Linked DNA regions of Homo sapiens: region 1 is linked to region 2. A link is a contact called in ENCODE Hi-C data. All regions are on one chromosome and are shown on one strand. The core of a region is the stretch at or near the end of the contact, and the rest is flanking DNA. Distances in the headings are between cores, read along the strand shown.

Region 1 (4,237 bases), core at 714-3,213, 39 kb after region 2:
TGGTGTAATCCACCCCTTGAGGACCTTATGTTGGTGGCAAAGACGCAAACACCCAGAGAAGGAAAGGGCCTGGCCGTAGGCTGCACAGTATTCCATGCACACTCCCAATCCAGGGCTCACTGTGATTCCCACTTCAGGCCTCAGTCCTGGTCAGCACCAGGCCACTGGCCCAGAGCATTGATCCCATGGCAGACAGGCTGCTTGGGGAACTGCCCCCAGGTGAGCTCTTTGCTCTGTGAGTCCTCCAGGAGGAGGAAAGGGCAAGAGCCCCTCCATCCCACTGCAGCTGGCTATGCCCATGTCTGCAGAATGCATCTCAGAGAGGAAGAGAGTTATAACCACACAGCTTTCCATGCAGTTCTAACAGCTGAACTGAGAGGAGCTGGGGAAAGGATGTCTGGTTTGGATGTCCGGACCAGCTACCATCTGGGCCATAGTGACTAAGGAGAGTCTAGAACCAGGGTGGTGAAGGGTCTGCCTACAGGCCAGGCCTGCTAAGCTGGCTGTGGTCACCTGAGGCGCAATGGAGAAATGTTTCTGAGGTTCTGAGGTTTGTCCATCAGCAAAATCTGACTGTGGTCCAGGGTAGATCTAGGTTGCAGGGACTCGAGGTGTGTACGATGTGGGAGGCCTCTTTAAGCCAAGGGAGACGAGATTACAAATATAAGCTGAGATACAGGACTGTGGAAGAGTGTGTGCACGTGTGGTGTCCTGCAGCATGAGCTGTTGCTGTGACCTGAGATCCGGGGTCAGGCCCCAGGACTTCTGCCTGGTGTCTCCTGCCCAGGGGGCACCCTTCCCAGCCTGCCTCAAGCTCCTCCTCCCATTCGGAGCCCAGCTGGCCAGTGTTCAGTTAGCCACAGAGACTCTAAGCACGTGTGTGCGTCTGGGAGGTAAGGGCGTGTTTTGGGGATGAGGGAGAAGAGGATGAGGCCTCATGCCACTGGGGAGTGCTCACTTCCCTGGGGAGACATTGAAACCAGAGAGTAAGGAAAAGTACTGTGGATGATCAAATGCTCTTTTGGGAGGCTCAGGCCGTGGGAGTTTAGGAAGAGAAGAGCTGCTGCAGACCCTCGCCCTTGGTGTAGTCGGAGGACTAGCAGCAGTAGCACCAGGGAACTCACTAGAAACTCAGAGTCCCCGGCCGGCCCCGGCCTGCTGAGGGGGAATCTGCATGTAGGCACATGATGGTTGGAGAAACCCTGTTGGATGTGACAGAGCTCTGTCGCTGGAGTCAGGATTATGGACTCTTCCTGTGACCTTGGCAAATCCCTCCTGCTCACATGAGGAAGGGGCTGCACTAGGTTAGCTCTGGCCTTCTGTGGCTGGGACTGTGCTTAGGGGAGCACTGTCATCTTCCCTGGCTGCTGTATATTAAGCCAAGCCTCCTTCTGAAAAGCCAAGGGGAGGGGAAAGGCAGGTCCAAAGTGGCATCACCACCACCCATGACATGCCTAAGCCCAGCCCCTGCCAGCTGCACCCTGCACTGCTAGGCTACTGGGCAGCAGATCTAGGCCTCCAGGGGCCTGGGGAAGGAGGCCCTGCTGCCTGGCTGGGAGAGGAAGGAAAGATTTCCAGTCACTTCCAGCCTGTGGTCCTTCCTCATCGCTGTGGGCAGAAGCAGAGTGGTACTGTGGGGGGCCTGGTCAGAGCTCCTCCCTGTCTCCTGTCCCCCCAGCAGCGGGCCACTCTCCTTTGAGTTCTTCTGGAAGTTGTCCTCTTTAAAATATGGACCCTGCTTCCCCTCTCCCAGGGCTGGTGTGGGGATGTCAGATCCTAGGTAAGGGGTCTAGGGATGAAGGGGGTGGCCTGGGCCTGAGGCTGCAGACTGGCTTTGCTCACAGGTCTTTGCTACAAGCTGAGCACATCCTGCCTCCTTCCACCCAAGTCACTCATTCATTTGGCCAGTACCAGATGATGAGGGCCGGGCCCTGGTGACCCTCACCTGGCTTTCAGGCCATGGGACAGAGGCTGCCTGCCCCAAGCCAGGGCCTAGTGGAGAGGGGCCCAAGGACAGGGCAGCTTCCTCCAGTTGGCCTAATCCCCTACCCTCTTGGAAATTCCCTTGGGAGGGGTATGAGGGGGCAGCCTGTCTGATTCCTCTCAGCTTCCCCCTCAGAGCCAGCCGGGAGCAGGGCCAGCGTGGGGAGGCAGGAGGCGTTTGGCGGGGAAGGAGGGCCGGCTCTGTTTCCAGAGTTGGCTTTCCCCAGCCGGCGCTGGGGAACATACTGTCCCAATTAGGAGCCCTGTATTGTGTTGTATGTGTTTTCATGGTTTTTGGGGGGAGAAGTGGGGAGGGGAGGATACTGTCAATCCTGCAGCAGGCAGGGCTCAATCAAGGGTGCCCTGTCTCTAGTGCTGGGCTGTGCCGTGGGTCATCCACGACAGCCCATCCCCAACTCTCTCTCTGCTTTCTGGACAGGGGTGTGATGACCCGTAAGCCCTGGGCTGCCATGTGGGGGAGGACCCTGGGCCCCACCTTCAGCACCTGTCTGATGGAAGAGGCCAGGTCCAGGGTGCTCAGAGTCCTCTGGGCAGTCAGCTGGAACCTGGAAATGGGCCTGGCTTGATGGGGGAGAAGACAGAGCAATTTGGGCAGCTTTGGCCCCCAGGTGGGAGGGTGCGGGTGGAGTTTCGGAGGGTATGGGTTTGCCTGATGGGCTGGAGCACTAGGCAGGGCGGAGTGTTGAGCCCCACATGGTATGGATGGCAAGTGGTGAGGGCGAGGCGTGGGCAGGTGGTTGAAGAGCCACGAGCGTCCTCTCCCAGCCTCTTGCCTGTTGGCAGCTTAGCCCCATCCTCTGAGCCCCAGGTCTGGGACAGCTGCTCTGGCTGTGCCTGCCCCAGTGGGATCACCATGGGTCCCTGTCTCCTCCCTCCCTCCAGAACTATGCTGCCATGAAGCTGGTGAAGCCCTTCAGCTGAGGACTCTCCTGCCCTGTAGAAGGGGCCGTGGGGTCCCCTCCAGCATGGGACTGGCCTGCCTCCTCCGCCCAGCTCGGCGAGCTCCTCCAGACCTCCTAGGCCTGATTGTCCTGCCAGGGTGGGCAGACAGACAGATGGACCGGCCCACACTCCCAGAGTTGCTAACATGGAGCTCTGAGATCACCCCACTTCCATCATTTCCTTCTCCCCCAACCCAACGCTTTTTTGGATCAGCTCAGACATATTTCAGTATAAAACAGTTGGAACCACACAGCAGTGTCAGTGTGTGTATCTCTACAGTACCTGAACAGGGAGTGACTGTGAAGGGGGATATGCCTGGGTGGGCGGGGAGGGTGGACGGGGTATGGGTGCTGCTTCCAGCCCAGCCTTCTGGAGGGAGAGGCAGCTGAGAAGCAGTGGGTGGGGCCCGTGGAACTGCTTCTTCTTTCACAAGACTGGTTGGGGGTGGGGTGGGCTTGGGGCTTGGTGTCTGGTTTGCCTTAGCCCCGGCCTCCTCTGCCTCCTCTCCAATCCAGGACTTTCCCCTTTCCCCCTGCCTTCTCCTTACTCGGGCACCCCCCCCGTCTCCCAGGCTGCCCTTTGCCTAGGAGGGCAGCTACCTGTATCTTCTGGTTTCTTTGACCATGCTAGGGAAGAGGTTCCATTTTATAGAAAGGGAACTCCAGTGGGGAGGGTTCGGCCAGAAATCCCCTAGGCAGGGAGGCCACTGTACCTCTGGCTTTGGCCTATTCCCATAGAATCCTGGGATTTCTTGCGATTCTCTCTCTCTGCTTCCTCTCTCTGCTTTAAGAATCCGATCTGGACAAAGACACCTTTTTCTTGTGGTCTAAAGCTTAGTTGTAGCCATTGGTTTGACATTTCCTGCAGGAATCAGGCTTAATCTACAGAAGCAGCAGGAACATACTTGGAGAGAAAGCCAAGCGCTTGAAAACATCACGTTTCCAAGAGTCTCCTGCATCTCTCGCCTGAGGGGCTGAACTCTGTGAGCACAGAGCTGGCAGCCTCCACTCCCGTTACCCAGCGGGTGTCCCCGGTTTTCCACGGTGACCCTGCATCCTGGCCCAGTCCTCCTTGGCTCTTCACTGATTGGCAGGACTGGGGGTGGTTGGGACAGGGTTGATGTCTGGAACCTGCCTGGGTGAGGGAGCTACACCTTGAAAGCAGGGTGCTTCTTACTTCAGGAGAGCTTCAGGCTAGAGGTGGCTATGAGTCCTGAGACCCTGACACCTGAACCCTAGAGCCAGGGGCCACGCCGCACGTAGGACACAGCAGGGACTGGGGTCAGAGCTTT
Region 2 (4,580 bases), core at 1,846-4,345:
TGGTGGGCTTTTGGGGTGAACTGACCATCCCAGCTTCAGGGAGCTTGGTGACCCTCTAGGTGATAGGACACCCCACCTGCCGAGACAGGACACAGCTGAAGGAATATTCTAGACACCAGAGCTAAGAGGGCCTGCAGACACACCATGTACAGGAGGAGTTAAATGGTGGGGAGGTCAGGATTTGCCACAACAGGCCTGTCCATCTTTTCCTGCAAATAGGAGTGACTGGAGGAAGGATGCGGATGTCACACAGAAAATTTGTGCTGTCACATACTTCCTTTCTTCTCACCTAATACCTCACATTTAGCAGTGTCTTTGGAATAAAGGCACTTAGTATTAGTTGATTTTCAGGGACTCTGCCTTGATTTGACCTTGGGGAGGTTAAGTGCTGATTTCCAATGCTTCCTTTATTGCCTGGGTAGGGAGGCAGATGGGCAGAATAGATAAAACTCTTTTGGGTCTGAATTTTCCTGGATCTACTGCATTTTGTTCATAAATAATACATTATTGACATTTTCCCCTAAGAGCTACCCTATGTACCCTCTGATTTTGGTCTCAGTGTGTTGTGTCCCTGGGATGCAGGAACTACAAAGATGCTTATGCCCACTTCACAGAAAGGAAAAGGGAGGCTGGGGAGTTTGACAGAAACACACATGCTTGGGGGGCAGAGCCAGGGCTAGAGCCTCCGCCTCTCAACACCAACCAAATGCTGAAACCTCTTCCTCAGTCTGCAGTCTTTGCCCCAGGAGAGGCGGAGGTTTCCTCTCTCTGCTCCCCCACATCACCCTTAGGAAAGCCTTGTGGTCCAGAGCGGCCTAGCAGCGGAGGGAGGGTTTCCAACTCTGAAGAATGCTGCTTGGCGAGTCCTGTTTCTGAAATGGTCTCTTTCTTTCTACCCACTCAGGAGGAAGAGTTCATCGATTGGTGGAGCAAATTCTTTGCCTCCATAGGGGAGAGGGAAAAGTGCGGCTCCTACCTGGAGAAGGATTTTGACACCCTGAAGGTAAGGCCTCTCTTCAGTCTGACAGTCGGTGTGTGTGTGCGTACTGGGCAGTGGGAGACACAACAGAAAGAGAGCTCATGCAGTAGATGTATTTGCATTTGTCTCCTCATTCGGTGTCTGAGGGTGATGAATGCTGCTAGACCAGCTGGGTGAGAAAGCCACCCACCGATTTACAGCCCGAAGCAAGTGTGGGCTGGGATAACCAAGACAGTATTCCCAGGAGAATGCTGAAGAATATGGAAGTGTTTAGAGGTGAAATGATCTGTGTTAACGTGCCCCAGCCCCCTACCCCTTCCCAAGATCAGGGTGGCCCCCTCACCGATTTTCAAAATAGTCAACATTATTAATATTGCATGACATTGAAAACAGTTAAAGCTTGGAGATGGGTACGCAGGGATTTGTTGTCCTATCCCATGTCTTTCAGTGTTATTTGAACTTTTCTATAGTAGAAAATTTGTGTTAAAATAAAAAGAGAGTCGGTTTGAGAATGTACTCCTGACCCCTAACTCCTACAATTGGGCCAGAAAATTACCTACAAATCTGAAAATATGGGAAACCCTGTTTCTGTGGAAAAAAACAGAAATGAGTCAGCCAAATTGTGGTATTTTGAGGAAATTATACAAATATAATTATGCTTTGAAAAAGTAGACTACTTTTAAAGAAGATAATCAGAGGTGACTCAGAAATTACTCCTTAAAGGAGTTGCATGGTCTCCTGGCTAGGGTTGCCAGTTAAAATTCAGGATGCCCAGTCACATTTGAATTTCAGATGAACAATGAATAGTTTTTTAATATCAGCATGCATCAAATATTGCACGGGGCATATTTCTTTAAAAATTATTGGTTATGAAACAGGAAAAGTTCCCTTATCCCCCTTGCAGGGTGTGCAGTGGGGGTGTGGCTGGCTTCTTCAGTGCCCTGCTGCTCACACCTCTAGGGGAACATGCAGATGGGCAGGTTGTGGGGCTCCAACCCCACAGCAGTGTCCAGAGGTGAATGTTTACAGCTGAAGCCCCAGTGGATGTGTGTTACAGAGGACTATTTCAGCTTAGCCATCTGTAGGCGGCTTGTGTTAGCTCAATTAGACCCCTGCCTTATCACAAGCACAGAGGGCTTTCTGTATCCCGGGGTTTCTTGCCTTGGTGTACTGAAAGAATTGGATCGCACGTGGGCTTGGAGATTGAGTGCAAGGTTTTACTGGGTGGAAGTAGCTCTCAGCAGATTGGGGAGCCAGAAGGGAGATGGAATGGGAAGGTGGTTTTCCCCTGGAGTCGCGCTGCTCAGTGGCCTGGACTCTCCTCCCACCACCAGGACCAAACTCCACGTTGTTCCGCTGGTCAATGGCCTGCTGGCCTGCTGAGGCCTGTTGGTGTGCTCCTACGCCAGTGGGTCCTTCTCGACATCCCGCCGCTTGTGTGTTCCTCTGCTTGTGTGTTCCTCTCGATGTCCAGCAACTTGTGTTTCTGCCCGCTAGGGTCTTGGGGGTTTTTATAGGCACAGAATGGGGGTGTGGCAGGCCAGGATGGTCTTGGGAAATGCAGCATTTGGGCAAGAAAACAGAAATGCCTGTCCTCCCTAGGCCTGTGGCACAGGCCCGGGGGATGAAGCCCTCGCCAGGGACACCGTCCTCCTCTACCCAGCACTTACCTGACCCCGTTCTGTATCAGTTATTTATTTGAAATTCAGATTTAACTGGAAATTGTGTATTTTCACTTACTAAATCTGGCAACACTACTTCTGGATTATAAATGGGGGAGACTCTGTACCCCGCAATTACCTCCCAGGCTTGGAGAGGAGAAAATGAGAGGTGGGCACAGGCTGTTAGACACATAGGAAAGGCCCCAAGAGCCCTTTGGAGGGGACTGGATGAGAGAGAGTTGAAGCTTGTCAGGGTAGCAGGTGGCCTGGGCTTTCAGGTGATTCTTTTGGCGCAGAGTCTCTGCTAGGCACTCTGGAGGGCAGTTTCACCAGTCAGCAAAAGTTGTCTCTGCTCTATGGGCCTGCCTGGTGAATTGTGCCTGGAGACCTGGCTGCTCAGAGATGAGGCACAGGCAGCAGCAGCTGCGATCCTCAGGCAGCAAGTTCCTCCTCGACTTGGTAGTTGGGTGTGTGAGGTTGGGCAAAGAGACAGAACTATTTGTGTACCAGGAAGAAGGTCTGACACATTAGGTCTGGCATGTGGTCCTGTGGCCTTGCCAAAAAGTCAGACAACCCAAGCAAGAATGAGGACTCCTGCCAGGGTGGCCCATGGCCCTGGCCCCTCGCTGCTCCCTCAGGTGCGGATGCTGAATTGGCACCCAGCCCTCCTGCTTGACCTCTGGAGGAGGTCTCTGACAGCATCCAAGTGAAAATAGGCTGTCCAAAGCAAAATGCATTCAAACTATTTCTGGGGGGAAAACTAGACCTGGAAGGAACGCTGGTTCTTTAAAGATAAGTAAATGGAAGAAAACCACCATCACCAACGTGGGTCTTTGAAAAATAGCCTGCCACATTATGGAGAGAGTGGAGCACACAGTGGGTGCAGGAAAACAGATTTTAGAAATCACTAGCATAGGGGGACAAAACAACTCCTAATCTAAATAGAAAAATAAAGGAACAAAAGACACAACAAGAAAGCATTAAAAACAGAAACCACAGAAAATGCATAGTAAAAAAAGAACAAAACATCTTAATGTTCCTAATTAATAAAAATGGACTAAACTTCCCCATTAAGTGACAAGGACTCTTAGACTATATCAAAAGTCAAAATTCATTGTACTGTCTTTAAAAGACACATCTAAAACAATACAACTTAGAATGGCTAAAAAATAAAGATTTTGGAAAACAATATTTTAGCAAACAAGGTAAGTGTAAACCAAAGGAAAACAGAATTTAAAGTGAAGAGCAAAGGAAACAAAATAGAGAGTTTTATATAAATAAAAGATGTATATTTCAATGAAAAGACTCTCAAATATTTATGCATAGAATAGTAAAGCTTAGAAATACTTAAAGCAAAAATGGATAAGAATGTATAAACTGATATCTCACACTTGATAAAAGCACAAAATGACAGAAATTAAAGTTGCAGTGGGGATTTCATTACACCATTCTCCTTAACTATCAAGCAGACAACAAATACATAAGAAGATAAAAGATCTGAATAACAAGGTAAATGTTTTTTAAGCTACATGAAATTAAAGTTATAGCTTTAAAATAGAGAATAAAAATAATAAAAAATGGAGAATACATTTTTTCCTGATGCTCAGCGAATACTTACAAAATTTGATCACATATTAGTTTTGTAGTAAGTTACCAAAAGCAGAAATCATACAAGACAGATTATAATGCAATAAAATGAGAAATTAATAACAAAAGTTTAAACAAAAAGTTCAACCGCTTAGAAATTTAAAAAATATTTTATTGGGACTTCCAGTATGAACATGGCTGCATAAGTCAGCATTTTTCCCCTTTTCTCTTGGAAATCATTCAAACCCACAAAATCCATTTTCAGAAAAGTTGGAAACAAACAGAAGCCACAGACTTCAAAATATATGTAAGGGCTGCTCAAAGACAACTGAAATTGGTTAGAGGCCACTCAG

Evidence for each region. Hi-C counts contacts between places; a loop is a spot of excess contacts on that map. Pooled maps may share reads with other maps.
Region 1: a map of psoas muscle shows a loop between it and region 2 (1.9-fold over the local background). The contact joins two enhancer-like sites. A Hi-C loop is called at or near these places in 3 of 168 maps with a recorded cell type or tissue (dorsolateral prefrontal cortex, endothelial cell of hepatic sinusoid and psoas muscle) and 1 of 50 pooled maps.

The regions. Positions count from the first base shown.
Region 1 is chr2:71,683,568-71,687,804 of GRCh38, forward strand. It overlaps DYSF (dysferlin), which reads left to right. Exons shown (of 56, transcript NM_001130987.2): 56 at 2,887-3,196. The coding sequence ends at 2,925. Among named protein-coding and RNA genes, the nearest start is that of DYSF, 220 kb to the left of the region's middle. Within about 2 kb of position 1,964, at least 6 of the 41 ENCODE cell types and tissues checked have a DNase peak (open chromatin) inside an H3K27ac peak, as active enhancers do; they include psoas muscle, where a contact is called at or near this core.
Region 2 is chr2:71,643,061-71,647,640 of GRCh38, forward strand. DYSF (dysferlin) reads left to right here. Exons shown (of 56, transcript NM_001130987.2): 42 at 905-1,003. Among named protein-coding and RNA genes, the nearest start is that of DYSF, 180 kb to the left of the region's middle. Within about 2 kb of position 3,096, at least 7 of the 41 ENCODE cell types and tissues checked have a DNase peak (open chromatin) inside an H3K27ac peak, as active enhancers do; they include psoas muscle, where a contact is called at or near this core.